4 separate regions of the Homo sapiens genome follow, and all the other regions are linked to region 4. A link is a loop called in an ENCODE intact Hi-C map of the cell type or tissue named here. Cell type or tissue: Calu3. All regions are shown on one strand.

What was found. Peaks named below come from ENCODE experiments on the same cell type or tissue, not always from the same donor. Only the 100,000 strongest peaks of a DNase experiment are listed, where the experiment ranks them.
Region 1: a loop joins it to region 4, with 16 times the contacts of the local background. A loop is called at or near these places in 70 of 110 quality-filtered maps.
Region 2: a loop joins it to region 4, with 6 times the contacts of the local background. A loop is called at or near these places in 12 of 110 quality-filtered maps.
Region 3: a loop joins it to region 4, with 4 times the contacts of the local background. A loop is called at or near these places in 5 of 110 quality-filtered maps.

Annotation. Positions count from the first base shown.
Region 1 is chr7:83,928,144-83,936,143 of GRCh38, forward strand. No RefSeq gene overlaps it. Among named protein-coding and RNA genes, the nearest start is that of SEMA3A, 260 kb to the right of the region's middle. In Calu3, no CTCF peak of the experiment used is centred here; no DNase peak of the experiment used is centred here.
Region 2 is chr7:84,612,953-84,620,952 of GRCh38, forward strand. No RefSeq gene overlaps it. Among named protein-coding and RNA genes, the nearest start is that of LINC03017, 84 kb to the left of the region's middle. In Calu3, no CTCF peak of the experiment used is centred here; no DNase peak of the experiment used is centred here.
Region 3 is chr7:84,471,380-84,479,379 of GRCh38, forward strand. It overlaps a transcript of SEMA3A not described here. Among named protein-coding and RNA genes, the nearest start is that of LINC03017, 57 kb to the right of the region's middle. In Calu3, no CTCF peak of the experiment used is centred here; no DNase peak of the experiment used is centred here.
Region 4 is chr7:85,019,868-85,027,867 of GRCh38, forward strand. SEMA3D (semaphorin 3D) reads right to left here. Exons shown (of 19, transcript NM_001384900.1): 13 at 2,524-2,746; 14 at 366-454. It also overlaps the pseudogene HSPA8P16. Among named protein-coding and RNA genes, the nearest start is that of SEMA3D, 160 kb to the right of the region's middle. In Calu3, no CTCF peak of the experiment used is centred here; a DNase peak (open chromatin) is centred at 3,404.

The sequences.
Region 1 (8,000 bases), 1.1 Mb before region 4:
CAATAGAAACATTACTCACAGTGCTTTTAATATAAGTAATATTAAAACCTATTTTATCGTTTCAAAGGAAAGGAGTGTCATCTTTCCATTTCCAGTGTCATAACATGTAGTTACAAAATACTAATCTGTATACACATTATATATGAAAAAATATGTTATCTTATATACCTAGAGTACTAGAAAATGCTTAACTTCCACACGTCTCACTAGTATTCTTTGGCAAATATTTGTTGAATGCACATTCCTTTAAAAATCAAAACCATGGGATTAGTTATCTCCTATATTAATTTCTTGTTGTCACCAGAGTAGAATACCAAACATTTGTAAATTTGTTGTTCACATCAAGCAATATCCATTTATTATCTCTCAATTTCACTGGGCCAGAAGTCTAGGCACCATGCAGCTTGGCTGCTTCTCTGTTCTGCATTGCAAAAGGAACACATCAAGTTGTGGGCAAGACTATTCTTTCATGGAGGATCTAGTGACAAATCCATTCCCAAACTAATTCAGGTTGTTGTCAGAATTCAGTTTGAGTGGCATTATTTTACATTTTAGCAACTTTCTATAATATCTGGCAGTAAAAAAGAGCAAGATTCTCCTGTCATCTTCTGTCACATTGCACAGAGAAGGGTGCCTCTAAAAAACTCCACTGTACACCTATGTATGAATGAAGGTGAAAAGGCAAATGATGCATTAGTATTATTAATATATTTTTGACCTTATGAATCCACTGAATGGACTTGGGGTTCCCAAGGGGTCCACAGAAAACACATTGAGACCCACTTTTCTAGTGGAAAAAGAGATAAAAAGATTATTTAGTGGAGTGACAAGTGAGGAAAAGGATCACACAAAGTGTTCACTTGTAACTAAGTCTCTAGCTTATCATGCTATAGAGGGCATCATTCTCAACCTTAAGTTGTCCTTCCCAAGCCAGAGCATAAGAGGAAAGGACAACAATAAATTCCAACATGTATTTTAATTTACTTTAGAATGAATTTAAGAAGAAGTAGTTGTGTGAGAAAATGTATCAAGATTTTCTATTTCCTTGATCTTTAACAAATTATTCTTGTATTTTTTTGACCTGTAGTTGGAGAGGCCAATGCTCTTAGGTTTTCAAACTATCATTTAGAACCAACTGCTCCTCACTAAAACTCATCATAGCAGGAGCTAGGTTTTCTACTAGCAGCTGGTTTAAGTTGCCACCTACCTTCTACTTATAATAAATTTTCAATAATTTTGTTTATTTGTTTTTCAACTTTTATTTTTATTTCAGGAGTACACATGCAAGTTTGTTATATATTAGATTGGTCCAAAAGTAATTGCAGTCTTTGCCATTAAAAATAATGGAAAAATGACAATTACTTTTGGACCAACCTAATAGGTAAACTCATGTCAAGGGGGTTTGTTGTACAGATTATTTCATCACCCAGGTTCTAAGTCTAGTGCTCAACAGTATTGTTTTTTTGCTCCACCTTTTCCTCCCACCCTCAAGTAAGTGCCAGTGTCTGTTTCCGTGTGTTCTCATCATTTAGCTCCCACTTATAAGTGATGACGTGCAGTAATTTGTTTTCTGTTCCTGTGTTAGTTTGCTAAGGATAGTGGCCTCCAGTTCCATCCATGTTCCCACAAAAGACATAATCTCATTATTTTTATGGCTGCATAGTATTCCATGGTGTATATGCACTACATTTTCTTTATACAATCCATCACTGTTGGGCATTTAGGTGGATTCCGTGTCTTTGCTACTGTGAATAGTGCTGCAATGGACACGTGCGCATGTGTCGCTGTATTAGAATGATTTCTAATCCTCTGATATATACCCAGTAGTGGGATTGCTGGATTGAATGGTAGTTCTGTTTTTAGGTCTTTGAGGAATTGCCACACTGCTTTTCACAATGATTGAACTAATTTATACTCCCAATAACAGTGTATAAGTGTTCCCTTTTCTCTGCAACCTGGCCAGTGTCTCTTATTTTTTGACATTTTAGTAATAGCCAATGTGACTGGTATGAGATGGTGTCTCATTGTAGTTTTGATTTGCATTTTTCTAACAATCAGTGATATTGAGCTTTTATTCATATGCTTCTTGGCCACATGAGTAATTTATTTTAAAAAGCTTAAAGCCATTTCTCTTTTTCTCAACAAAAACAAAGGAAATACTGGGCAGCTGTATTAGTCCGTACTTATGCCGCTGTAAAGATCCTGCCTGAGACTGGGTAGCCTTTATGCAAAGGAATTTTAATTGACTGACAGTTCTGCAAGGCTGGGGAGGCCTCAGGAAACTTACAATCATGGCAAAAGGGGAAGCAGGCATCTTCTACACAATGTGGCAGGAGAAAGTCTGAGTGTGTAAAGGAGGAACTGACAAATACTTATAAAACCATCAGATCTTGTGAGAACTCACTCACTATCATGAGAATAGCATGGGGAAAACTGCCCCCATAATCCAATCCCCTCCACCAGGTCCCTCCCTTGACATATGGGGATTATAGGGATTACAATTAAAGATGAGATTTGGGTGGGGACACAGCCAAACCATGTCAGCAGCTGAACATGATCTTTTAGTGGGTGTGTACTTAAAATAATTTTCTCCATGATTGCTGACAAACTGCTTTCTGGCCTCAACTCTTTTATTCAGAGTCCTGTTAGAGTATTTAGTTCCTGAATATGATTACCTTAATCCTGAGGGGAAAAATGAATAAATGAATGTAACGTTCATATACATTTCATTCATTGGAATGACATTTTTTCATTCACATTACTAGTTGTTAGGCCCTATAATTCACAATTTCTTTTATCTTCACCTATAACAAATGGCCCTGTGAATTATTTATTTACCCGATGTAATACCAGATTTCTCTACTTTATTAGCTGGTTTATAAACCAGAAAATTAAGAGTTGTCTAGCATCCTTTGTGAATCATTTTAAAAAGTTGATGCTTTTAGAGCAGATGGGAAAAGAGCAACAGATTAGGAAATGTGCACAGAGATACAGCATGTGATGTTGGGCAAAATATGTTTCAAAAATAAAATCAGTTATGCTTTTGGTGTAATAATAAGCTCTTTCCCCATTTATTTTCATTGATTCATCAGTTATTTGGTTATTTATTAACAGCTCTTGATCTTGGATCCTGGGTCAGGCACTGGGCTGGGCACTGAGAATACATTTGTCAAAACACATACAGTCAGGCCTTGGTAAGTTCACCTTAATCAAGGGCATTTCAAGCTGGTAGCATGCAGCCTAAATCCAGCCTAGAGACATCCAAAACAGTGTGCTTTCTTTTTGTTTTTGATTGTCTTATCACTTACAAAGTTTTATCACTGCCCATAAGCCACAGGTAACTGGCTTCTAAGCCATATTCTAGTTAGCGAAGCAAGCACACCACAGAAAAGGTAGTTTCCTTGAGATGCTTTCATTGTACTGGGGGAGGTAGGCAAACACAAAATTCGTTGGGAAAGGCACTGTAATTTTGTGAGATCATTGTCAAGGGAGATGCTAAATCTTTGGTGGGAGAAAGAGTTGGAGAAGATTTTATAGAGGTACCATTTGAGCTAGAATTGTAGCATTTTTAAAAGGCACAAAAGCATCTTCCAGGCAAGGGCTGAGAAACACTGCAGATCATTGTATGTTTGGGAGAGTACCAATTATTATAATAAAAGTGGATTTTAGCCTGCACAGGAGGCTGAATAGTGGGAAGTGGCCAGATATAAAAGTGAGGGGACTATAGCTTGGAATAATGTCAGTGTATGCAAGGCTATGAAAAAGATGCTAAGAAAAAATGTAAATAGAGGAGTGGTTTCAGATTTGGGCTTCAAGTCAAATCCATGGGTGATTAATATTATGCAATGTAGAAATCAACATCCTGAATATTCCAATAACATTGAAAACTCTTCTACTCAGAGGAGAGACACATAAACAAAATATCGAGCTTGATTTGGTTATAAAGTGTATTAGTCCACAGCATTAACTACCCAATACAATATGCCCATTGTCAATCATTAAGCATGAAGAAGGACTCAGCTATCTATGTTCAGTTTCAATATTACAACCTAACTGCTCATTTGTCTACATAGCTTTTGCTTGAGCAGGAAACTCAGCTATTTAGATTCAGTATACTTTAAAATATTATCACCATTAGGCCTGACTCTGTATGTAGAATCTCCGAATTCCCTTAATACAAATACTTTGCATTAAGCTATGTATGTAGTCTCCTACTAAAAGCATATATATGGCACAACGTAGAGATAACATAGTGATCTTATTAGATAATATTTCCAGGATGTAGAATATTTTATAACATTATTATTATTATTATTACTATTATTATTATTATTATTATTGAGACGAAGTCTCACTCTGTTGCCAGGCTGGAGTGCAGTGGCACGATCTCAGCTCGTGGCAACCCCTGCCTCCTGGGTTCAAGCGATTCACCTGCTTCAGCTTCCTAAGTAGCTGGGATTACAGGCGCTTGCCACCATGCTTGGCTAATTTTTTTTGTATTTTTAGTAGAGACAGGGTTTCACCATGTTGGCCAAGCTGGTCTCTAACTCCTGACCTCAAGTGATCCACCCACCTCTACCTCCCAAAGTGCTGGGATTACAGGCATGAGCCACAGTGCCCAGCCATAAAATTATTTAAGTAGTCATTTAGAAAGGCTTTGAGAGTTTGTGGCATTCTTTAGGGATAGATACACATTAAAAATTTAAAATTCAAAATGCATATACATTATTAAAAATTCAAACTAACACTGTTATTCATTTCCACATAAATTGTTTTTTATTAACCATAAAAATTTGTTATAAAGAAGCTTTCTTTAAATCAATTTTTAGCTATCAACAAAATGATACTCCAAGTTTGTTGCTGTTTGATAATCAAACTAATGGGTGGATATATTTCTGAAATGTTATATAATGATGTGTAGCTGTTTGTCATTCTGTTTTCTTCTCCTACCTGGGAATATGAATGACCTGTTTTTAGACTCTCTTGCAGTAAGATGTTGCCTGTAAATAACTACTGGCCACAGAATGGCAGTGAAATGATACATGCAACTCAGACTATCTGTGTGATTACATTTCCATCTACAAGCTGGATTTTGATGCCCAAGTTCACCTGAGAGAGCATGAGTTGAAAGTATTACAGCTTCCATAACCTGAGACCCTTTAGGGCTTCCAGGAAAATACGTCCCTTCTCTACTCCTCCCCACTCCTCATCAGCAACACTTCATTGAACTTTACATGGACTAAAGTAAACAAACAAGCAAACAAACACATTTTTATTATAATATGCTACTGAGATTTCAGGAGTTACCTCTTCTAGCAACTATCCTTACCCGGCCTTGAACTACTTGTAAAAAACGCTAGAATTGTGGATGTGTTTAGGAGATTGAAGTTGCCCAGGGACAATTTGTAAGCAGCATGTTAGGTTTAACTTTGGGACTAACTTTGACAAGTTCAGGGAATATCAATGATGGAGGCAGTGGGATCTTGTAGGATCTGGAAAAACTTTTTCTTTTCCCCATTGCTCATCTAATTGATAGGATTAGGGAATTCACATGAGTTTTATTTATTTTCTTGTAGTGGAGAGGAGGGCTCTGAATTATTATGCATTTGTGAATCCCTCCTACTGGTAATATGGTGGGTTTCCTTTTCTTTGTTGTTTTGCAAAACCTGAAAAATTACTCTGCAAAATTTTAGGTGTGTTGTGTATATGAATTAGTATTCCAAAATGTCCCTGGACAATTGATTTAGCTCCAGGTTCTTTTTTTGATTTGAGATTCTAGTTTTACACCGTCATGTGTCTTGAATGTTTTAAAAAAAGGAACAGCAACAAAGACAACCACCTTTAGTTCACAAAATATAAATTAAAAGATTGACGCTTCCTAGAAATACTAGCATAAATGGCATTTAATAATTAAAGCAAGTTTCCTCTCACTGTTCTCTATCTCAGATTCTTGTTTGTTCCCTTCATTTTATACACTAAATATGGACTTATTTTAATTGTTTTCTTTTTAAAGTTTGTCTTATTCTCACCGTAATGCACATCAGAAGAGGTCTTGTACCCTTTTTTATTTTATTCACAGTTGTGTCCTGGGACTTAACCAGAGCAACCAAAGCATAGTAGAAAATTAATAAATATTTGTTAAACATATTAATTTAATACACTAAAAAGTATTTTCTTAATATTTACCACTAGAGGGCATTTTTCTTCTGTCTTAAAATTCTAGTTCTTGAAAGAAAAAGCCTTTTTTTTTTTAAAGCTGAAGGTACTGAGTACCACTTTATTAACTTGTAAAGATAAAATATTTCAACCATCTCAAGTTATGAAAAGCATATATTCTTTATGGCACATATTAGCTTAAAATACATAAACATTCATATTCTACAGTAACATCAGCTCAAATTTAAAACATTGCTCTAATAAAATATTCAGATTTTAAAATTTAGATTAATATATCAGTATTTTAACACATAGACATACACACATATAGGATTATGTAAAATATTTCAATGATGTAAAATAGACATGATGGCCAAACACTATATATTTTGTAGCATTTTAGTTATCTAAAAGTATAATATGGATTTGATAAGATTTGATAAGAGAGAAGGATATTTTGATTAAGTTAAAGAATAAAGCCTTTTTCTATAGAAGAGGACAAAACAAAATCACATGGTCACAACAGGGCTGTCTTTCAGCTTGAATTGCTGTTTGGGTTTCTCTGGAAGCAGGAGATGGAGTTCCTGCAAAGTGTTCACCAGGGAATACTATTGGGGTCATCCCATGTGGACAGGAGGGTAAGAAAGTAGGACTGGGCCAAGACAAAGTCCAAACTCAAGGTAAGAAGTTGAAGTTGACAGGAATCAACCCTCCAAGAAGTTCTGGAGCTACAATGGCACATCAGAGGAGTCCCAAATTAAGTCAAACTGGCTGGCTTTTATATTCCTGACCCCAGCAGTCATCAGATGTGGGTGGACAGGGGAACTGGAGCAGTCAGTTTGCTGTAGCTGAGGAATCTCTGAAGAAGCCTGCAACTGAAGTGTGAGGCAGGGAGTCCTCGGAAAGGAGCTCTGGGAAGGGCCTGGCTACAACTATCACAACTTAGTTTTGTGAAAAATTTATGGGAAACGAGGGTTAGGTGGGGGCTGTGGAACTGGCAAGTATATTTAGAAACACAGTACATATTGTAGATGGAATAGAATTGTTTCAATGTAATAATTTTTTACTGCATGGATGTTTAAATGACATTATTAAAAATTAAAGGTCAGAAATTGAGAAAAAAGTGTAAAGTGTCCATGCATAAATTAGGTTTTAAGTAGAAGACGTTATGAAGATAATTTAACATTAATAAAACAATTTTATAATTTTGTTATATTTTTGATATACGCTTGCTCTAATTTGAATGTTAATATTAATGTCCTTGAGTAAAGAACATGGTTTTTTTTTTTTTTTAGACGGAGTCGCGCTCTGTTGCCCAGGCTGGGTGCAGTGGCGCGATTTCGGCTCACTGCAGGCTCCGCCTCCCAGGTACGCCATTCTCCTGCCTCTGCCTCCCGAGTAGCTGGGTCTACAGGCACCCGCCAACACGCCCGGATAATTTTTTTTTTTATTTTTAGTAGAGACAGGGTTTCACCGTGTTAGCCAGGATGGTCTCGATTTCCTGACCTCGTGATCTGCCCGCCTCGGCCTCCCAAAGTGCTGGGATTACAGGCGTGAGCCACCGCGCCCGGCCAAGAACATGTTTTAACCATCAAGAATTTCCACACTACTTAATAGCTAATTTACCTAAAGGAATTTACAATAAAATATAAATAACTATTTAGGAAATGAAGCAAAAAGACCCTCTCTTCACGGTAAAATTAACTTTGCTGTTAATGTTCTCTGTCAAAATACATCCCTTTGTCCTCCTTCTTCCCCTTTCATCCCACTTTACTTTTTAGAGTGCATTTTTACTTCATTTTATGCAACTGGAAGTGGAGTAATATCTTCATGAGGAAATGATA
Region 2 (8,000 bases), 410 kb before region 4:
ATTCCCAATGATTCGAGGCTGATGGCTGAAGTTTAATTCAAAGCTGTAATACCATGATTTGCATAGTTTAATTGACTGATGTAAAATAATAATATTTAGGACTCTTTTCTGAATACGTTCTACATATGAAATACATTACAAATTGAACTGCTGTCAGTTCTCCTTCCGGATTGGCTGGGACCATTATTACAGTCCATCAACTCACCATCAGACCATTACTTGCTCAGCAGTGTTCCCTGCGGACTTGCATTGCTCACTTTGAACATATTGCTTTAATAAGGAGAATTATTTCAGAAAGCTTGAGTTATCTCAGGCCCTGGAAGAAGCACTTCAGAACCTGACAAAGGAGTTTCTGTAGTAAATGACTTTGGAGATCAAAGAGTAAAATGTATATTTTACTTCATTTACATAAAAACATCCAGCACAGCATTTTACAAATTAACACAAATTTGATATAACACGAAATGATATATGACTAAATTCTTCCATCTCTAGGATTCCAGATGTGTTTTTTATGTTGGTTGATTTACTTTTTGATTAGTTGTTAGAACGTAAGACATCTGTTGCCATTGTACAGTGTAGAATATTTTAATGGTATTACTAAATGCCATGCATCTATCAGTGCCTAATCATGTGTCTAGTGCTAAAGCAACTCCCTGGGTAGGCTTTTCTAACAGATGTGGAACACTAGACTGCTGACCATGAAATTCTTCCAAAACAGCACTTATGAAAAGCAACTTCTTAGTATTAAATTTAGGTAGCAAAAAAAGTGCTAAAACTGTACAAATACAATTCAGCAAGTTTCATAATTTTATTTGATTTTTTATTGTTGCAGCTGTAATGGCATATGTTTTCTGTAGTTGCATTGTATGTTTAAGAAACTTAATTTCATTATTATTGATTACATCAGAATTTTCTGTTTTCTCTGAAGTTCAGGCAAGTAAGTCATAATACGCCTAGTGTCTAATAACCAATCAAGGTGGAACTAATGCAAATCAGACACCGATTAGAAAGATAATCATATAGTTATCCCCAAATAAACTGTATATACTTTTCTTTATTCCTGCTTTATTATCTAATTTTTATGGAATGTATGTCTGCTGAGAGGATTTACAGTGTTTATTGCTAATCCAGCCTTTATTTTCTTTAACTATTGATAAGAAAGTCTATGAAAAGATAATGACAGAATGAACAACTAGCTACCGGTAAATTTCAGAAATCAATAAAAGATCGCAGTTCAAAAATAGTTTCAGTGATATATTGCTGGCGATTTTATTTTACATATGTAGAATTCTAACGATAAATAGAATTCTGTGCTTATTTAGGTCATAAATACTATCATTGTGCAAATCTTACTGAAAGGAAGACAAAAACATATTCTCTCTGTACTAATGCTCAGCTAGACCTAAAGCAGTAATGACTGATCCCTTCAAAGTGTTATGGGAATAAGTCAAAGTTAGAATTTTGTTGCTAAACTCTTTGTACATTATATGCACATAAGTAGGCATCACTTTAGATAAAGTAGGAGATATCTCCTGGCCAAAGGAAATAAAAACATGGTAAAACAAAAACAAAAACAGTGTAGGGATTCGTTGCTTTCATGACTCTTTGAAGTCAAACAGAAGAATGCTTAAGTTATGACTTTGCCATTACCTAGCTATGTGATCTTCAGCAAGTTAAATAGCCTATTTTTGTCTCTGTTTCTTCATGAAATGTGGAAATAGAGATGACTACTTGGTAATAATTGTGAGAATTAAATATCATGTACTTCATGTTCCTGTATAAAGTTCATGCATACCAAGTTCAATAAGTCTTAATTATTATTATATTGTTTATTATTATTACACTATTATTTTTATTCTCTCTGATAATTACATGGAGTTATCATTCTGAGAAAAAATGTCCTGTAAAGGAACAAAACAGATGCTTAATTCTCATTGAAAATAAATTCTCACTCAACATCAATTATCAATTATGGCCAAAAGAAATATTTGTTGTCACTCTGTCACTGTTTAATGGAAAGAATAGGAACTTCATCTAAGTGTTCAATCCATTCTGCCACATGGGGGCATATTTTGTGCTTAATTTATTCTGATGTATCAACAGGAGGCAGATTATTATGGCCTAATAGAAATAAGACCTCTATAAGTAATATTAAATTAATCAGAATGCATAATAAAAGTAGAGGCATTCATTTCTAATACTAATTTTTAAGATGTATACTGCATCTCCAGTCAACATGTCTGTTTCATGTAGAAATAAGGAGGAAATACAAAGGCATACTTCAGGGCATCTTTAAGACTCTTACTTGGTAAGTTTCTACCACCTACTCCCACATAGCACATGGTATGTGCACATGACACTGAGTAATCTTTGTGCACATGACAACTGAACTGTGTCACACATGCACTTAATCTTTAAGGAAGATCAAGATGCAGAGTTTTTGTTGTTATTGTTGTTGTTATTGTTTTGTTTTGTTTATTTTTCACTGTGTGGTGTGCCACTCCCAATCAAACTGAAGTCCTGTTTTCAAGGAAGAAGGATAAACTAAATATTAGATAGACAACAATCACTCCTTGTCACAGTAAAGTACACAATAGTTAACAAAATGTGATTAAGGCAAACATCAGTTCTATAACATGGGAAATCACAAGGAGGAAGGAAGGAAAGAGGCATAACTCTTGGAGATCACAAGTTTCAATGCTCGTTGAAAAAAAAAGTAACTCAGGAAGCAGTTCAGAACTTAATCAGAACCTGAACTTGATATAATAATTAAAGTTCTTATTTTAATTCTGTTTACCAAAAAAAAAAAAAAAGACTGAAGTAATGCATGTCAAACCCTTAGAAAATCCAAGAAAGCTCCAAACAGAAAGGAAAAATATTTAATATAATCATAACCTCAATGCAAGGACCAACGTTAAGATTTTTAATAATATCTACATTTTTTAGTTAGGTATTATATTTACAAGTATACACAGTTTATAAATATAATTCTTTACCTATTTTACCTTTATTAAAAAATAAATTTAAAAACCTTCTACATTATTATTTTGTATTATTTTAATGTTAACAGTATAGGAAATTTGAAAGTAACAGAAGATATATTGCTCCTTTATAGGAGGATATAATTGCTTATTATAAAGTTCTGTTGTAAAGAAGATCATAATCATGAACTAAGTGACTTAGTGAGATTATAATGCAAGAATTTCAATAGGGATTTTCACTTAAAAATTCATAGATTCTCTATTGTTTTGGTTTTTCCAATATTATTTATGAACTATAGACTTTCAAAACAGACACACACACACACACACACAGACATATACATACACATAGTAAAGGAAAACAAAACATATTATCATAACCGAACTTTTTATTGCTTCCCAAATTGTCTTCTCTCATAATGTGTACCCATTGAAACCACAATATTTTCAGCTACCACGACTTAAGTCAGAACCTGTGAAGAGGCCTGTATCCGAATGGAATGTGTTGCACCTGCTAGAGTTGAATCCAACTCATCCACGGATATTTAGAAACTTGGATTATCTTTTGTGCTGTTTTCTAATCTATAAAATGGGGGCAATAATTTTTTGTCTAATTGGACGATTTCGAGAATTTAATGAGACGGCATGTTAAGAATTTAAAACATTGTCCATTATTACCCATTCTATTTTGGTCATATATTGGCCTATTATTTCTACCTCTGTATTAATTACATGCATTTCAAACTCTTTGTTCTCACTATAATTAATCATAATCACTTCTTTATTATCTTGCATTCCAACCAGTCTCACAACTTCCAATTTCCCCTTTTTAAATTTAATTTACTTTAATTTTTTTTTTTTTTTTTTTTTTTTTTTGAGACAGAGTCTCTCTCTCTGTCGCTCTTTTGCCCAGGCTGGAGTGTAATGGCATGATTTCAGCTCACTGCAACCTCCACCTCCCGGGTTCAAGCGATTCTTCTCCCTCAGCCTCCTGAGTACCTGGAATTATAGGCACCTGCCACCACGCCCAGCTAACTTTAGTAGAGACGGGGATTCACCATGTTGGCCAGGCTGGTCTCGAACCCCAGACCTCAGGTGATCCACCTCCTCAACCTCCCAAAGAGCGGGGATTACAGGTGTGAGCCACCCGGCTGGCCAGATTAATTTTCTTAGAGCAAACCTCTGATACACTTGTGCTGCTGCTCAAAAGTTGGTGGCAATTCCTCATCAACAATCAGTGAGAGGCTGCCTGACATTCAACATCCTCCACAATCTGGCTCAAACTCACTCTCCACCTTTTTGTCTCTTTACTTCACTTTTTCATTCATAGGGTACAACCATAATAATATTTTCTCTAAACCTTCCTATCTTTCCCCCCTGGATATACTTTCCTTACATTTTCACATATTTTAATCTCACCTGTTCTTCTAGCTTCCACTAAAAATATATTTTTCCATAAAATGTAGGCTTTTATTGTCTTCCTGTCATAAGCAATCTCTCCTGACGTTGAAATCCTCTAGAGTTTTATTTGCATCTCTTATGAGTCAGTGCTTTTTACATTTATCTGTGAGTTATAGAATCCATTTGTGACTTCTACATATTTTAAGAATTTAAGATTTTTTGAAGTGGAATTATGCATTTTTTCCTGTCTCCATAGCATCTGAGTTTATATAGAGGGGATACTCGATGAAATGTAATTGGCCCAATTAAGTAAAAATTACTCTTTTAAGTATTTCTAAAATTACAAAACTGATAAAATTGGCAAAGGTGTGGTAATATTACTTCAGATTCTAACACTCCATTCTATGATTTTATGAATGTCTCCTATAATTTTTAAGAAATGAGTAGACTGATGGAATTTTACGGCTAATTAGAGATTTTAGGAATCACGTATTCCAACTTCCTCTTGTAACTGATGAAGCTTCTGAGGTTTAGAAATGTTAAGGAACTTGCAAACACAACATTTTTATTGGCAACAAGAAGCTAGAACCTGGAATCTTACTTTGTGACAGGCAGTCTAGTAAACTTTCCACTATTTGTCAGCCTTAATTTGCTGTGTGGTCCAACCTAGAGTTGAGTGTTTAATGAAATGACTTCTGTTGATTTCTTTTCAACTTTGAGATATATTTTACATATTATAATTTAAATTATACAACTCAATAAATTTTCAGTAAATTTATTGAATTATGAATGAAATTATACATTATGTGGTCTCTTGTGACAGACTTATTTTACTTACCATAATATTTTTGAGTTTCATTGATATTGTAACATTTATCAGTAGCTTGTTCATTTTTAATGCTGACTAGTATTCTGTTGTATGGATATATAACACTTTGTCTATTTCTTCATCAGTTGATAAGCATTTAGTTTGTTTCTAATTTTGGCTATTTGAATAATACTTCCACGAATAACTTATGCACAGATCTTTTGTGTGGACATCCACCTTACTATCCACCTTTATGTCTCTTTCCTTCAGTTTTTCATTCACAGGGTATAGCCATAATAATGTTTCCTCTAAATTTATCTATCTTTTCACATACTTCTCCCCACTGGATATACTTTCCTCACATTTTTCACATATTTTAATTTTACCTGTTCTTCTAGATTCCACTAAAAATACGTTTTAGATACATAATAACAGAATATAATAGGTTTTATAGTATATTTACATTTAACTTTTAATAAACTGCCAACTGCTTTGCAAAGTGGCTGTACAATTTTACTTGCATATCAGCATTATAGGAGGTTTCCTGTTTCTCTGATCCTCAACATTTGCTATTATCTGTCTTTATTATAGCTAACATAGTGGATGTAAGTGTTTTCTTATTGTGATTTTAATTTGCACTTCCCTAATGACTAATGATGTTGAACATCTTACATTCTTACACATAAATATACCCACACATACGTACATATACGTATACACACGTGCATTAAATATCTGTATGTGTGTGTCTGTATCAGTGTGTGTGTATTCTCTTTGGTGCGCTGCCTATTCAAATATTTGCCTAATTCAAAGTCTCCAAGATTTTTTCCTGTTGTCATCTAAAAAAGTTTATCTTTTTCATTCTAAGATGTAGCTTTATGAAATATTTACAGTCTACTTTTTGTGTGTGGTATGAGGCAAGGTTCTAAGTTAATCTTTTTTTGTGAATTGCTTTGGTACCTTTTTTGAAAAACAATTGACCATAAATGTTAGAATTTATTTCTGAACTCTTAGTTTTAGTCTATTAATCTACCTGTTTATTCTTATGCCAATACCACACAGATCTGATAAATATAACTTTTAATAAGTTTTGAAATTGGAAAATGAAAGTACTTTGACTTTGTTCTTTTTCAAACTTGTTTTGGCGATTTTAGGTCTTTTAGATTTTCTACAATTTAGAATCAACATCAGTTTCTGCCAAAAAAAAAAAAAACTGCTGGAACTTTGTTAAGATTTATATCAAATCTATTAATTACTCTGGGAAGAATTATCATCTTAGCAATATTAAGTTTTCCAATTCATGAACAGAGAATATATTTCCACTTATTTGGCTCACTTTTAATGTCTTTCAACAATGTTTTATAAATTTCAGTGTACTATTCTTGGACTTCTTTTGTTAAATTTATTTCTGAATATGATATTTTATTTTATTTTATTTATATTTTCTTTAGAGACAGAGTCTCACTCTGTTGCCCAGGCTGGAGTGCAGTGGAGCAATCATATCTCACTATAACCTTGAAGTTCTGGGCCCAAACAATCTTCCCACCACAACCTCACAACCTCCTGAGTAGCTAAGAATACAGGGACATGCCACCACACCCAGCTATTTTTTTTATCAATTTTTTAAATTTTTCATTGTTTTTCTTTTCTTCTCCTTTTCCTTCTCCTCCTCCTCTTTCTTCTTCTTCCTCTTCCTATTTTTTTTTTTTTTTTTTTTTTTTTTTTTTTTACTCTTGTTGTGGCGATGGGATCTTTCTATGTTGCTCAGGCTGGTTTTGAACTCCTGGCCTCAAGTCATCCTTCCACCTCGGCCTCCCAAACCTCTGGGGCTATAAGTCTGAGGCACAGTACCAAGCCTAAGTATTTCATTCTTTTTCATAACAATGTGAATAAAATTTTCTTCTTGATTTTATTTTTGGGTTGTTCATTGCTTATATATTAAAATGCAATTCATTTTAGATATATCAATCTTGTATCACATAATCTTGCTTAAGCTGTTTATTTTTTCTAATACATTTGAAGAGGATTCCTTAGGGATTTTCTTTTTGTATACAGGATCATATCATGATGCGTAAAGGCAGTTTTACTTATTTTTTTCTAGTCTAGATACCTTTTATTTCTTCTTTGGTTTTATTCCCCAGAATATCTGGAACAATGTTAAATGATGTGATGACAGTAGACATCCTTGAAACTGTTCAGATCTTAGAAGGAAAGCTTACTTTTATTACTAATTATAATGTTAGCTATAGGGTGTTTATTATGTGGCCTTTACTAGGTTAAATATACTGAGAGTTTTTATTATACATGGGTGTTGGTTTTCATCAATTCTTTTTCTACATATTGAGATGATTATTTTGATATAAACATCCATATATATACACACAAAACATCTACATATATACACATACGTGTGTGTGTGTATGTGTGTGTTAAAGCACTTTATATTATTAGGATACGTCCCATGATGTCATAGTATATAAATTTTTACATGTTGTGGACTTGGTTTACTAATATTTTGTTGTTCTAAATAGCTTCTGAAAAGATTACTCAAATGTTTTTCTTTGAATGTCCATATGTTTCTAACATAAATTGTAGACTAGATATGCTACTTGAACTATTTGCTGATAAAGAAGAGATTACCTTATGTTTTTAATTATAATGCAGTATGGTGACAACAAGGGGAAAGAAACTTCCAACACCAGTTTAAATACCTCTGGAGAATTTCATAGCACACTCATTATTAGTCCAAAACTACTGCCATCAGAGAGTTGGTGAGACAAAGAATAGGGATTTCCCATTTCATGTAA
Region 3 (8,000 bases), 550 kb before region 4:
TAAAAGGACGTAAGGACATCCCTAAAGGAGATATTTAAGTATCTTTTTTCAGTGCAAGATTTTTAATGAAATGTTGGAAATGTTGCTTAATGTAATACATCTTGTCTTTCTATGGCATAACTAAACACGTCTATGCGGGAAGAATCAAAAGACCTTGAAATTTACAGTGATGTTAAAAAAGCAAACCTTAGATTTGTGAGACAATAATACCAGGTTTTTGAGGGACAAAAATAGAAATTGTGTTAGCAACCTATCCCAATGGCTTTATATCCTCATGAGAGAAAGAGAGAATGAAAGCGTTATGAAATCTAGACCTGGAATTGCTAGAGTGCAACAAAATCCCCAATTCCCCCAACCAAAAAGAAACAGTCTAAACCATCCATATTTCTGTGCATATTTTTCTTGGTTTCTAGGGAAACATACTTTTATACATAAGGCTGGCTGGGGAAATCTTTTTTTAGATCCCTTATTCCAATACAAATTTGCTGCTTCTAATTGTAAAAAGCACATTAGGATTAGTGGATCTTCAAATCATCTGACTTTCAGGTTTTTTTTTTTCTTTTGGTATCTTAGGTTAATGCCCATGATTATTATTAATTGCATTGACCTGACACTGATCGCTAACCAAATTTAATACAGTTTTAAGAGACTAACTCAATGAATAAATAGTACATATCTCTGAGGATTACTTAACCTAAAATGAGTGTCCAGTCTATAATAAAATATTAATATATATGGCTATAATAGAAAAGCAGGCATGTGTGAGTGTATGTGATTACATGTCCATATAAGTAAAAGAGAAAAATGATAATATTGTTCATGAACTGAGGAAAAGTTAGGTTAGAGTCAAGAGATACAATGACAAACATGAGTTATATTTTCCCACTCCCCCACTCGAACACATGCTTCAGAAATATGCAGAAATTTTGAGGAAGACTTTGGTCTTTCATGGGATGTGGGTTGGGACAAGGAGGAGCTGAGGTAAAGATGTAGATCTTAAATTGCAAGGAGAGCTTAACTAACATCTTCATTATTAGACAAATAGGCTAAAACGCATTAGTGCTTCGTGCTTCGTATTATATTATGTGTATTGTATTTGTATCATGAAGCTCCCAATGTTTGTTCCATTTTTCAATCTGTATTTTGTGTGTCTTGTTTTCTGTTTTTCAGCTAAAACATGTCACCACATTTCTATCAGATACAATGTTCAATGTTTGTCAAATTTCAAAACACCTTTAAATATTTTAGAGCTAAATAAAATCTTCTGTTAAAAGTAAACTTATATGTCGCACAGGATCATATTAGAGGAACTCAATCAGAAAACAATATCCTGCTCTTAAACTGTTAGCATTACATAATTTACCATATTATTTCAGAAGAACATAATCCCACTAAACCAAATCGATCCATATAATCATATCAATAGCTTATGTTAAGGAAAAATAACATTCAAACAAAAGGAAACATTGACATTTAAGAAGTAGTATTACCTCCCAAAGTGGCAGATGATATAATTAACAACAGCTTTTAATACTGCTATTAGTTTAGAGAGATCCTCATGTGACAGCATTAGTGGCATTAAAAACGGTACTGTATATTCGGTGTTCCAAAACTTGATTTTGGAATTAGGTCTAGGTCTAAATTACAGCTCTGCCACTAAATCTAGATAAGAAACTCTATAATTTACTTAATCTCTTTGGAATACCATACATAAAATTGCTTCAGAGAAGTATTGTTTGGGCTTAATGGGAAAAAAGAAATGGTGTGTGTGTGTGTGTGTGTGTGTGTGTGTGTGAAACCTACATACTTCTTAAGTATTAGTTTCCTTCTTTGTTATTTCCTCTGAAGGTTTTATTATAAATTTTTGTGTTTAGTCACTTTTTTATTCTCTATAACTATAACTTTAAAATGAATAAAATTATTCACAGGAACAAAGAATTGGGAAATATTAAAATGTCATCTATAGATAAATCTTATATACTTTATATTTTTGTATTATTATTATTATTATAATATTATTATTATTATTATTTGCGATTGAATCTCACTCTGTTGCCCAGGCTGGAGTGCAGTGGCACATTCTCGGCTCATTGCAACTTCTGCCTCCCTGGTTTAAGAGATTCTCTTGCCTCCTGAGTAGCTGGGATTACAGGTGTGCACCACCACGCCTGGCTAATTTTTGTATTTTTAGTAGAGACAGGGTTTCAACATACTAACCAGGCTGGACTCCAACTCCTGACCTCTAGTTAGCCACCCTCCTCGGCCTCCCAAAGTGCTGGGTTTACAGGCATGAGCCACTGCTCCTGGCCTAAATATTTTAATTTCTATGGAATAGTTAAATATAAATATCTGATAAATCAGACTGCACAGAAACTAACAAAAACATTTTAAATAATGACTAGGAGCCTCAAAATTATAGAAATAATACTAAACATTGGTTCTAAGAGTAAAATTTTAAATTAAGAACATTAAAAAGACAAATATTAACAACACTGTGCTGAGTCAGGAATGAGTTATAGTTCTATTTTCCATACCTTTATTGAGCAAAAGACCAGATCCCTGAGCCGCACATAAGTCAGGATCTTGTTGAAGATCTGAATCAGTTCCAAACCCTCCATGGCTGTGTGTTTTCCATCACTGCAACAATGGCTTTCGGTCTCATCTACTAAGAAGTGGGAGAATCCTAACTCTTTCAATTTTCTTATCTCTCAGCCTTGGAAATAAGTTTCTTTCTGTTTTATCTGACTATAACATAATATTACAAAATTATATGATTAGAGAAAAGAGCTAAACCTGAACTTTGCTAGAGAAAACAGTCTATTATTTTAAGTGAGAAAACGAATAAAAATATGCAAATTGTATTTCAAAAACAGCATTACATAGAAACTTCACCTAGGACAAGCCTTCTTGTGTAGTGAAGACAGACTTTGAAAAAAGCGAATCTGAGGCTTGTTCCTAAGACAGGTTGTTTCCCAGATAGGAAAATTACTGTATGAGAAATTCTGCTCCCCTACGCAGATTGTGTAGTTCCCTCCTTTGACAGTATGTTGAGGACTGCTCCTTTTTTTTTCTCTCTCTCCCAGAGTAACATTTGAAATCATTTTGAAATACTTAATGACTACTCCTCTTTGTAGCAGCTTTTACACTTGACACTGTATCCTCTAGGTAGGTGTAATGAGGAAGATGACTCTTTTTCCCCATCAGGAGTGTAAGAGCTGATGGGTCCAGAGCCCAAAGAAGGGAGCTGAGTTATTACTACCTGACAGTTTTATAGAGTGCTTCCTCTGCAGAGTGTGAGGCACATCATAAACTGTTAATTAATAGCCGGTATTCTTCAATACACCCCTAGAGATCAGAACTGCTGCTGATGATCCTAACACCCTTGCTTCTACCTGAGAAAAAATAAGCCCCATACACAGTAAAAATGGAGAGAAAATACAAAGGACCAGTAGGAATAAATGTTTATATTTAGTCAGAAGAATTGTCTCTCTATTTTAGGGGATCAGAACGCTTTGGAGAAATATTAGAGGTTTAAAAAAAAAAGTGAAGAGAAACTATAAAGAGAGAAAACTATTTAAACGCCTAAGAAAAGAGAAGGAAATAGGATGAAGAAAAAAAAGTGAAACATCTGTGACATCATTCTTCTTACCTAAGGCCTCAGATGGGCTGGAGGCACCAGAGTTCTTGCTCCCCCTTCTCCCCCAACCCCCAAGAGTGCCGGGTCCCAGGAGTGCAGGGGCTGGGAAAGAGGGGAGTGGTACAGCCCATCTCATACTCCCTGGTGAATGTGTGTTTTGTTTTTTTTTTAACTATACATATTCAACCTGAAATTTCCTAACAATAATGGATTGTTAGAGAGAGAGAGTCTGTTTTTGTCGTTGGTTTGTTTTTTCTGTCTGCTTATATGTTTGTTTGTTCATTCTGTGTCAGGGTGTCTGTGAATGTGATGAGTGCTTGTGCTGTTTCCTTGTCATTGCTTTTGGAGTGGTGGTGGTTTGTTTGGTTGCTGTTTTAAGGTTAAAAAATTCATAGGAAACAGATAGAATTTCCTTAAATTTTTAACATTTGAGAAAATCTCAAGTGAGAAAAGCAGCCATACAGATGTTAGAGCAGACTTTATTGGGGTACGTTTTACACGCTCACCTAAATCTATTATATAAAAATATGATCACAAAATGAATTTCAAGGGCAGATTTTTAAAAAGAAAATTCACATAACATGCAACCTGGTGGTTTAATTGGAAAGTCGGAGGTGCCCCTATTTGCTTCACTTTTTTTTCCAGTATAGCATTAGTAACTAGTGCTGAGCAAATAATTTGTTAACTTACAGATGATGAGTACAGGAATATGGGTTTACTTACAGAACTCCAGACTACCTGTGGCACTTGTTTCTGCTTTCATCCCTAGACACTTGGATCAAAGCAAATTATTCCCTATAGAATAGTCTCAACCTTTGCAGTTCTCCCTAAAATGTTTCAGCATTATTTTTTTGGACTGGTTTTGTTGTCATGGTAGACTTAATCTTTAGTTTTCACATGAATCTAGATTAAGATACATCTTAGTAAAACATACAAATAAAGCCAGTTTTGCAGGAAAGATACAATATGCATGATGATAGTTTTCAATTTCCATAAAAGTTTTATATTTCCTTAGAACTTAGAGATAAGATAAAGAAAGTTGTTTAAAAATTTTTTTTGGCCAGGTGCGGTGGCTCATGCCTGTAGTCCCAGCACTTTGGGAGGCCAAGGCAGGTGGATCATGAGGTCAGGAGTTCGAGAGCAGCCTGACCAATGTGGTGAAACCCCGTCTCTACTAAAAATACAAACAAAATTAGTCAGGCGTGGTGGCGTGCACCTGTAATCCCAGCTACTCAGGAGGGCTGAGGCAGGAGAATCGCTTCAACCCGGGAGGCGGAGGTTGCAGTGAGCCGAGATCGCACCACTGCACTCCAGCCTGGGTGACAGAGCAAGACTCCATCTCAAAAAAAAAAAAAAGAAAAGAAAAAATTTTTTTTCAATGTGTCTTAGTTGTCGTCTAAATGTAGAGCCAAACACCCATATAGAGTCTGCAAAATAATGCAGTAGAGTAGTAACACTTGAAGATAGTTTCATTAAATTAGACTGACAGTGCTTAATTGAAACAACATCCAACAAATAGCATGAATGCCTACAACATTGTAGGCATTCAAGTGCCTAAAAGTATATAAAATTCTATCATTTGTAAATACTGAATGTATTGTGTTGCTATTACCTAGAAAAATAAGATATTAAAATCTTGTATTCCTTAGATGTAATAATTAAAACGGATAAATTAACCAAAAAGTGATAAAGTAGAAAAATATAGTTAGAAAACGCACAAATTATTGATTCCAGATTCTTACATTGTAGCTGAAAATCTAACGCAAGAAACAAACTTGCACAATATCAATAATTTGCTCTTCACTGTGCTGACATTAAGTTGACTATTTCTTGTAACTTAGAGACATAACTACGATTATTAATAATTCTTAGCCATGTTCTGAAGAAAAAAATAATAAGATAACATTTTGATCAGTTTTCCAGTATTTAATTAACCTCTTTTATAACACTTAACACTTGTGCTAAAGGAAAGAGACTTATCTTACTTCTAGTTGTTCCTCTGTAGAGTAAAAAGCAGTATGGTAGAGTATATGCCATGTGTTTGTTAAAAAAAAAAAATATATATATATATATATATTTTTCAAAAAAAATCCTTTATATGTTTACATCACTATTTCAACAATTAAAATGACTTAAAATAGGCAGGGTGCTGTGGCTCACACCTGTAATCCCAGCACTTTGGGGTGCCGAGGTGGGCGGATCACAAGGTCAGGAGTTCAAGACCAGCCTGTCCAATATGGTGAAACTCCGTCTCTACTAAAAATACAAAAAAATTAGCCAGGCATGGTGGAGGGCACCTGTAGTCCCAGCTACTCGGGAGGCTGAGGCAGGAGAATCACCTGAACCTGGGAGGCAGAAGTTGCAGTGAGCCGAGATCACAATGCTGCACTCCAGCCTGGGCTACAGAGCGAGACTCTGTCTCAAAAAAAAAAAAAAAAAAAAAAAAAGACTTAAAATATTCTTTGCATAAAATGGTTCCTCAAGCAATGTTGTTTAAATAAATAAAATGTGTATATTGGAGAAGACATTCTGAAAAGATAGAAATTTACTCCCACTTATTTGCTCAGATTCTCAGCTAAATTTGCTTGTTTTTTCATCATCTTGTGTGAAAAGAAGGCCTATGTATAGTGATATAACTAAGATATATTTCCATATCTATAGAGGTGTTGGGGTGTGAGATCTACAAAATAAAGAATGAAACAGTGAATTAATATCCTCTTAGCATATGTCTATCTCTGAGAGCATCCTCTTGGTCATGAATGACTGCATGGTAAAAATGTTCAGTGAATGAAATAAACATACGACCTGCATGCAATTTCCGTGAAAGTTATTGATTTGTTGATTTTCAAAACACATGGTCAATGTTGGCATTTGATTTGCCTTTGTGGAGCTCATTCTGCCTGGACTTTCTTTTGCCAAGTCACCCTCATTATCACCTTCCTCCTATGTTAGGTAACTGTAAAATTCCAAATGAACAGCTAAGCAGCCTGGTGTTGAGGTAACATCTTTTTAGAGTTGAAGTCATCATGTTACACTGGTTTGTTATTCCAGTGAGATTTCACATTCGTTAAAATATACTTTGAAATTTAGTGGTAAGAGAGACCCTCCCCTGCCCTCAGTTGCTCACACCTTCTAGTGTCAGTTCCCTGCGGGACTTGGAGCAAAACTGAGCACTCTGGCAAAGCTAAAAATAATCAGTCCATTAGTATCAAGTTGCTTTCCTGAATAAGCAAGGTGTTCTTTCTACCTCCCCATCCCCAGCCATCCTCCCACACTCTACCTGACCTCACCCTAAGATGTATTATGTTCAGAATACAATGGGAACTTCCCTGACTTACTGTTTTCACCCCAAGGATTAGTCATAAAACATAATTGCATATAAAATTACATACAAAACTTTTTGCAACTTTGTAATGTTATTTTACTCAATTCATGCTTAGTAAATATAGATCTTGGTGAAAATAAAACCATGATATAAAAAATACAATGAAATGGAATATATTAACATGAAATTTTGTTTCTTTCCAATAATGTATAATTATTATTTTATATGGTCTTTGTGAAACATCCAAAAGAGAAAATATAGATTTTATAGACTACAAAGGATTATTTTAAAAGGTAATATTTCAATATAATTAGTTAGATTTATGGGACAAGAATATTAAAAAAAAACAAATCTAAAGTGTTATGTTTAAAGAAAGGAATTTCATTTATTCTTTTTCTCTGTTATAATTTGACATTAGTTAGAAAATATCAAGCAGTCTCTATTCTTAAAATTATTAGTTACTCCCATATGTCTGGAATTAACAATAATTAAATCTTTTTAGCAATAGCTATAGAAAATATTATTTATTTTTTATAAATTTTCTAAGTTAAATAGAAGGTGATATGACACGCCTGTGATTATCAACCTTATATAAAATCATACTTATAAAAGCATCCTCTAGTCCTTCTCTTGTCAAATATATACTAATGTGCTCCTCAAAACAATTTCCCAATTTCTTATCTTTCTTTGGACATCTGGAAAATACATTAGTAACTATAAAACAATTAGGTCAAGTGTTCTTTTTCAAAATATAATTTTTACAGCTATCCACAGAATAATAAAGACATTCTACTAAGATTATTTTTCATGGTAAAAAATGCATCAAGTAGGGTCTGCTTTGGGGGATTGTAAGGGGAGAAACCTGGGGTGCCTTAAGGTTAATGGACAGTGATTAAGGTTAATGGCTAAGTGCTTAAGGTTAAGTGCTATATTTACATAGCTGTCAATTCCTTAAAAAAAGTCTTTATGTCTATCAATCAGTTCTAGCTAATAGCCAATTAAACAGCAAACGGGGGATACAGACATAGGTAAAGACCC
Region 4 (8,000 bases):
TTTCTCAAATTCAATTGGGGAAAAATTGAAAAGTAAAATTTATAAAGTAGAAAAGCATCTGGATAGTAAAAGAGACCCCAGGCTTTCATTTAATGTGGCAATTTGTCTGACTATATGCTTAGAGAATGCAGTAATGAGAGGCAATCCCGGGAGCCCTGAATTCAGCGGTATTCTACAGAGGAAGGTGAGTCCCATTCCTAGTCGCTTATAAAACTTTTTCCACTGCTTTGGGAAAAGAAAACTAAGAAAGCTAATTTCAAAGGCTTCTTCAGGTAACCTGATGATGTATTAAAACAAGGGTGCCCTATAACAAGCGCTACTCAGTTTCAACATCTTTTCTCCTGGCACTCTGGACTGAGTCTTACCTTGAATATCTGCAACTCCTCCAGCACTACCTCTTCCATATTCCACTTTTCCTTTGAAATGCTGACAACTTTGAGGACAGTTCCAATGTCTGAAAAAATGCATAACCCATGATCCCATTGTTTCTATCTCAAAAATTAGTGGTAAGCATATCCCTAGAAACCTGCAAATCATTCCCCTCACTTCTCTTTAAATGCCTTTCAAAAAACAGATTAAATGAAACATGCATGAACTGAAGCTTAATGTTTAAGTTTTGTCCTCCCAAAATATAGCTTTTAGCTAGTAGAACACCCATTTATAGAGAGAATGTTAAAGGATGCATATTCAGAGTATATTCTTAACAAAAGTAATATATAGATATATATGTATAATTTAAATATTGTTTGAAACGTTAATAGAGCAAACGTTTTGGACCTTAACTGAAAAAGTTAAAAATATATTAAAATAACAAATTCTCTCTCTTCCTTCCATGTAATATATATTTATTAAGTAGTTATTATATCCAATTCACCATGAAAGACAGATATATATTCTTTTAATAATGTTGTCAAATGAACAAAAAAATCATTGAAGCTATCTGAGGGAAATTGTAGCTCACTCTTCAAATGTATTCTATCTTCAGAATCCTTATTAATAGATGAGAAATGGAAGGTTTGTTTAAAATTATTTAAGTTCAACTTAATACAAGGTTGATAATGCAAACCAAAAATTGACATTTAAAAGAGGTATCTTAAATACATCATCTTACATTGAAATTAAATGAAGTGTCAGGTTAGTACAGAAAGAAAATTAAAAGAACAGTTTAGAAAAAGAAAAAAAAAATCCCACTTTAATTTATATAATATAGGCATTTTTAAACTTCTGAGCACTGGGGTTGGAGTATAGTAACGTATATAATAATGATCCTGTTCGCACAAAATAGTCTGAATTATTTAATTGTTTTTAAATAACTCTGGGATCTTTAAAGAATATTAAATGTACATTTTTCCAAATGTCAAAATTAAAAACCTATCTTAGCAGTCTATAATTTTCTCAGTAAAGGTTAGATATTACCACCTAGTGGCTAAATGACATTCATTGCAGTGAACTGTTGAACACCTAGTTTTGGGTGGACAGTACAAATTAAGCGTCAAACTTGTGGGAATTAATAGCAACTAATTAATTCTACTTTTGACCCTTCAACAGCCATCTCTTTTGTCTTGGGAATATCCCTTATTTTTCTGGTTTGTGGAATTGCCATCTTCAAAATAATCAGGTTTGACAATCAATGACAAAGGTCCTCTGATTCCGTCACACACATACTTCCTAATAAACCTAACTTCTATAAGATCCATAATTTTTAAAAATAAAATTATTCTAAAATTGTTTTGAACTCTTAAATATCTATTCTAATAAAAAGTCTTGTTTGTTGAAAATTCTTAATTTTTAATTCTTTATGAAATGCTTGATCCATTAAGTTATATAATATGATATGGAATACAGTGCTTTTGTTTTAATGATACATGTTATCTTTACTGCCAGTAGAATTCCCATGACATTATTAGCTAATACTTTTACTTTTTTTGAGATTAAGTTTTTCTTTTTATAAAAACATTTTAATCATTTTATAGTTACTGAGTTGACAGACAAAGAAAAAATACAATGGGCTTAAAATCTGAGTCTAGGAAATACATTTTAATGCACAAAATTCAAGAAGAAAGATAATCTCCAAGAAGTTTCTATTTAAAGGTCTTTACAAAGTAATGTTTAATGTTTCTGAAAATCTATCTTAAGTCAACTAAGTCAGTGATTCTCAAAATCAGGTGAAGGAATCTTTTGGGAATATACTTGCAAAGAGAGGGAAAGGCAAAGTTTGAAAATAAACATTACTTTGCCCTACTTGTTTAATTGTAGTTCAAAATCATTCAACAAATATGTATTGAGCATGTAATGTAGAGTAGACACATTGCTGTCAAATACATTTTGAAATCTCAGATTTGAAGTTGGGAGATATTTATGATTATCAATTAAAAGCTACATAATTTTAAGAAATGCTGACAAGGTTTTATCTAATAATTACTCATTTTTATTTTGACCAATAAATATTTTTGAAGTTGTTCTTCTCTTTGTCTAATAATGAAAAATTCCTTTTGAAAAAATCCTAATCTAGTTTTAGCTTACCTGTTCCAAGAAACATTACATCGTACTGGCCATCTTCTGCAATGACATGATCCACCACTATCTGTGTCAGTCTGTAATCCACATTGATTCTCTTGAACGTTGGTCCTCCTGCAACTGGGTATACGGACTTATACATCACAGAGTGCCGCTTTATGAAACTGATGACATCATCTGGAAAATCTCGGGTGGACTTAATCAGTGGGTCATAGGTTTTGCTTGGACACTGAAAATAAATGTGGAGGAAAGTAAAGACATTGTTTATGCACCTGAGAAGTTCACACTTATTTCCAATAAAATTTGTATAGCTTATCATCAATAATATTAAATGAATGGACAACAGAGTCAATATGGAATCATGTGTACTTGTAAATAAATGCAGCGTGCCTCTAATAAATTTAAACCCAGTTTTCTCCTTCAAAAATTTTCTAAATTACCTCTGCATTTTATAATGTTTCCATAGTGAATTCTTTTCTTATGAAGATTATTTCTTCTGAAGATTGTTTCTAATGAAGATATTTGAAATCTAACTTGAAATAACTGTTAAGAAACTGATCTATAAACATGAGAACACGTGGAAAGCCATTATTTTCAATTTCCTTTGAGTAATTTATAATTTCAGTTCAAATGAAACCATGTTTAATTAAAAAATAAAAAAGGAACAAACAGTTCACAAAAATTAATTTCAAAGTATTTAATAGTTTGAAATTGTAATTATGTAGTTTCTTTTATGATTAGTGTGAAAATTACACTTTGAACAATTCAACAGCTCTTCTCCTAAAGAGTCTGCAAAGAAACTGTTAGGGAATTTTATACTTCTTTCTAAAATTGCCTTATGTGCCTTTCAGCATCCACTAAATCAATAGTTAGCATGACCTGCCCCCTGGTGGTAAGAGTAAAAAGTTCAAAATGGTTCAAATCAAATGAATTTTATGTGCCTTTATCCAAAAATAAAGGGGAAAAAACACCTTATAATTAGACTTTTTTTTTCCAGAAAATATCACCTCTCCCACATCCTAAATCTATTTTATGTTTAAACATATTGCAATTTAGGAAGGTACCTCGTATAGAACGATTCTTTTATCACATTTGAATTCTCAATGGACTAATGCATTCTTTTGGAGAGGAAAACTTTAGTCAATTGATGCAGTCATAGAGAATAAAATGATTGACAGTAAGGACAGATTTTTTTAATGGTGCTTTTCTTTGTTTCAGTTTTTAGAGAAGTTGGAAACAGTCTCCATGGAACTGAACCATTTAAACTTGGCACTAATTAGAATCATGACAAGGCTCCAAAAACATAATGTACTTCTCAAAATATTCAAGAGGGTCATTCTTAGGGAGCTGAAGATACTAGAACTAGTCCCAATATTTGACTTTGACCCCAAATTTTATACCAATAAAATCATAATGGCTTATTATGAATTAGAAGAAATATCAAAGAGGTTGTACTAAAAGTCTGTTAATGTTTTTCTATAAATAATTTAAGAATATCTTTATCTTTAACAAAAATTTTCAATGTCTGGTATTAAGAAACTGATACTTTCTGGATATTTAGTTATTTGTCCCAGGTCTGTACCAGAGAGATTAGAAACGTCCTAGAATATTATCCACTTTGCATTTACTTAACATATTCTTAACTGGATGTTGGTCTAAAGATCTAAGTCTGCACGTTCAGTCATTATTTCCAGCACTTAACCTTCAGCCAAGCGGAATCCGTCAACTCAATAATGGAAGAACCTTGCATTAAATAGATTAAGCAGGGACTCAAAATGGATATGGAGCTCAAATGATACAAAGCTCTTGTCCAATTATAGGCTGCATGTTTGAGGCTCAGTCAAAGACAATTCATAGTAGGCTTATAATGCCTATGGTTCAATCTGGTTGGTGTATCATTAAAATCAAACCCAGAGCAAGATTTTGCCTGCACACAGTTTTTAAAAAGCCCTCCAACTTAAGAAAAAATCACTTTTGACTTTGCAGCTGTAGTTGTGCAGTAGCCAAAGTTTTCAAAGAAATAATATCATGACATTCAAGCCGTAGTTTTTGATATCAAATTGTTAAATAATTAGAAATTTTAATGCAAGAAAGTATAGCTGAATGAAAATATGAACACTTAGAAAAAATAAATATGAATTTTCCTCATTGCTCCGACAAAAATGGTTTAAGTGTAATAAAATCTAAGGCGGAAAAAAAGGAAGGAAAACCTGGTTTCTATTGACTATAAAATGATCTTTGAAAATATATATTTTTTCTTATGGCAGCTTTTCCTCATGGCATGTTGCCAGTGTTTGGACAAGATCTTTATCCTCTCAATTGCTATGCATGATATCTCAGGTCTGCGTCTCCACTATGCTTGCACAAATGAAAATGATTTGGTAGAGTTACTCTCTGAGGTTTAGGATAGTACAGTTTGAATCAAATATTGTTATTTCAGTACATTCAAACCAGTGGAATTTTTGCGTTGATATCATATAGCTGTGCTGCACACAGATCTAAAAATAATGAGATGCCAAGCAATGTATGTAGGTAAGAGTAAAGTAGGAAAGAAAAATTTCGTAAAAGAAAAGAGAAAGTGTAGGGAAATGATACATCTAAAGCGGATGGTCATTCATATTCAGTTATTTTCCTTTAACAAATTCTAGAAAATTCTCCTATGGCAGCTATACATCTCAGGTATTAGAAATCTAGTGGGTTTTTCTCCGTATGTATGTACTTTTAATTTCTAGGTATTAACACAGCCCACCTGAACATACCATACGGGGACATTTATTTCTGCCTCCAGTTTTCTTAATTTGCCAGATTAGCTCCTAGGAGAGTAGGAAATAAATCAGGAAACTTATCTGTGTCTCTACCCGCTGTTGTAAAATACTCAAAGACAGTATTCTTCTCTTGTGCTGGAAATATTAATACCAGCACAAAAGAAGAAGAGAAAATAGAACCTGCCTAGACACACCCTGAGATGAAAGTGGAAACCCAACAGCAACCAGCCCTGGTTCAGGGCCTATCTCCCATGGCTGGCTGCCATAGCTGGCTAGGTGTGATCATGTTATGCTTGGCAAGTCTGCGTGTTTGTCTAGGGCCTTTAGTAGTGGAATGGGAAGCAATGGATAAGAGGAGAAAAATGGTTTTTATCCAAAGAGAGAACTTTTCCCCTTGGCAAAGCCCCAGACAGCTGTCAAAGGTTTTTTCTCCCCGCAGCTTCAGGCTATTCTCTACAGGTTGCAGTTTCCTTTGAAACAAGTCAGAGGAATGACTAATGTGAGGGAAGACATGGCAAAAGAAAGACTGAACTAGGCTTTCATTTTCAGAAGCCTGAGTTTTATTTATAGAGTAAAAATGCAAATGTAACAGTTGCCGTCTTATACCCCTGCTTATTCATCGAAGAGTCAACCTACAACAGATAAAGGCAAGGAAAGACCCTGTATTAAATATCAGAGACAAAGAGGCCGGGGCAAACATACAGAGGTAATTTCTCTCCTTCCCTCTCCCTCTCCTTTTCTTTAAGGTTCCCTTTCTCTTAAAGGAATTTCTATGCCAGAAAAAGCAAAACACTATTGAACATAGTAAATAGCCTGGGATTTGAAGAACTTCATTTTAAAAGCAAATTGTTTGCCCTCTGGAAAATAAAGCTGAAAGCCAGTTGGGAAGGTTAATTCCTTTTGGAAGCCCCTTGACTATCTCCATTTTAGGGAAACATGGCCTACACACAGTTAAAGGGAAATGATAGTGATATTTTGTGATACGTGTCCTTTAGTGTAATCTGTTTTAGGAATCTGGACTCAGGATATCCAGAGTCTAGTCCTGCCTCTGCTTCTCCCTTCTAGAACCAACACCAGGAATGAATGAACAGAACTAGAGATATCCTCAGTAATTTAGAGAGATGATAAAGTAATTGTTATCCAATAAGTGGAAGGTGATGGAGTGAGCAAATATTAAAGAGAAAATAAAACTGTGAATTCAATATGATAGAGAGACATGAGTGAGCCACTGATGCCTATAATGAGATATCCCCAAAAGTTTTCCACAGATTTTGAATTAATTAGGAAAGACTTGCTTAAATGAAACAAACAATAGCAATAAGATGTTAGCTACATTCCTCAGGTACACAAATGGGAAGATAGTGTGAGACATTATGAGAGAATTCCTGCATCATACTCTGTAGTTTTCAGTCTCCTTTGGTAAGACTATCATAGTCTAACACTAGACAAATTAATAGAAAGTTCTGGATATTATTTTTGAATTACATTTTTTTCTTTGGTCAGTTACACCTATGTTTGAAAGTCAACTATAAAACATGTCTTTTAAAACTCTTACTTAATGGGATCAGCATAGTTTACAATTAAAATCTAATGTATGAGGTTAAGAAATACATATATTCTGAGAACCATCAGCTCCTTAGGAAAAGAGTGTATTTAGAATCATGCTAAAGCTCAAGTAAAATAGTTTAGGTGGGGCAGAAAGAGAAAACAGGGTAGCTAAAAAGTTTTGAACTTGTGGAATCCATGGTTACCTCAAACCCCTGCTGTTGAGAAGATTAAGCAAGGTAAAAATTGGAATTTCTAAGCAATATTCCAGTTCTAGTTGAAGAACACATTACATACTTCAAGTCCACTATGGAAACCCAATTGTTGATATTATGTATTATTATCCTATGATCTATCTTCTCCAAGATTTACTTCTGTAAAGCAAAATCAGAAACCAAGCTCAGGCATGGCAGTGATGCCTTGATATGTTAGAGTAAAAAAGATCTTTCTACAACCGAACGGTATGCCAGGGCCCAGAGCTGGTTCAGGGTAGTGCATTTGTAAGACGAATTTTTCAGTGGACCCAGAATCAAAAGAACTTTATAATTTTTCAATGACTCTTACAATGTTAGAAAGTCTAATGATTTAGTGGGAAATAAATGACTGTCAGACACATCTACACGTATATCTCAAGTTTGGAGGTTTTATCTTATAGCAAAAAGGGGGAACAATAAAGGCCCTACAGCAAAGAGAGGAAATTTTTAGCATTTGCCATTGATTTTCTCCAGTGAAAACCAATGTGAGTTGTACATATGGGGCTTTTTGTTAGACAAAGATTTGAAATCTTGCAGAGGGAGAGATATTTCATTATTTTACATTGGTGGTAGTTGAAAATATTTTTTTCTTAATAAAGTTTTACAGAATATTCTTAGTCAAGTTTTGTTAACCAAGATTTATAGGATATTTTATTTTACTTTATTTTCTCACTAAAAGGACATATTATATTCAGAAGTAAAACCATGGAAGACAGGAAGAAGGAGGTTAGCTTAGTGTTTTTGATGTTTTATGCGGCTTAATGTTTGTTTTCCCAACATAAAAGGAATATTAAACAAGGGTCTCATTGAACACAGCAGCAGCTTTTGGGGTTCTGTGTCTCACTTTGAAATCTGAGCTGACCATGCACACAAACATCTGTGTCTAAGTGACCTGCAATTGGTATTGATCTTGGCACCA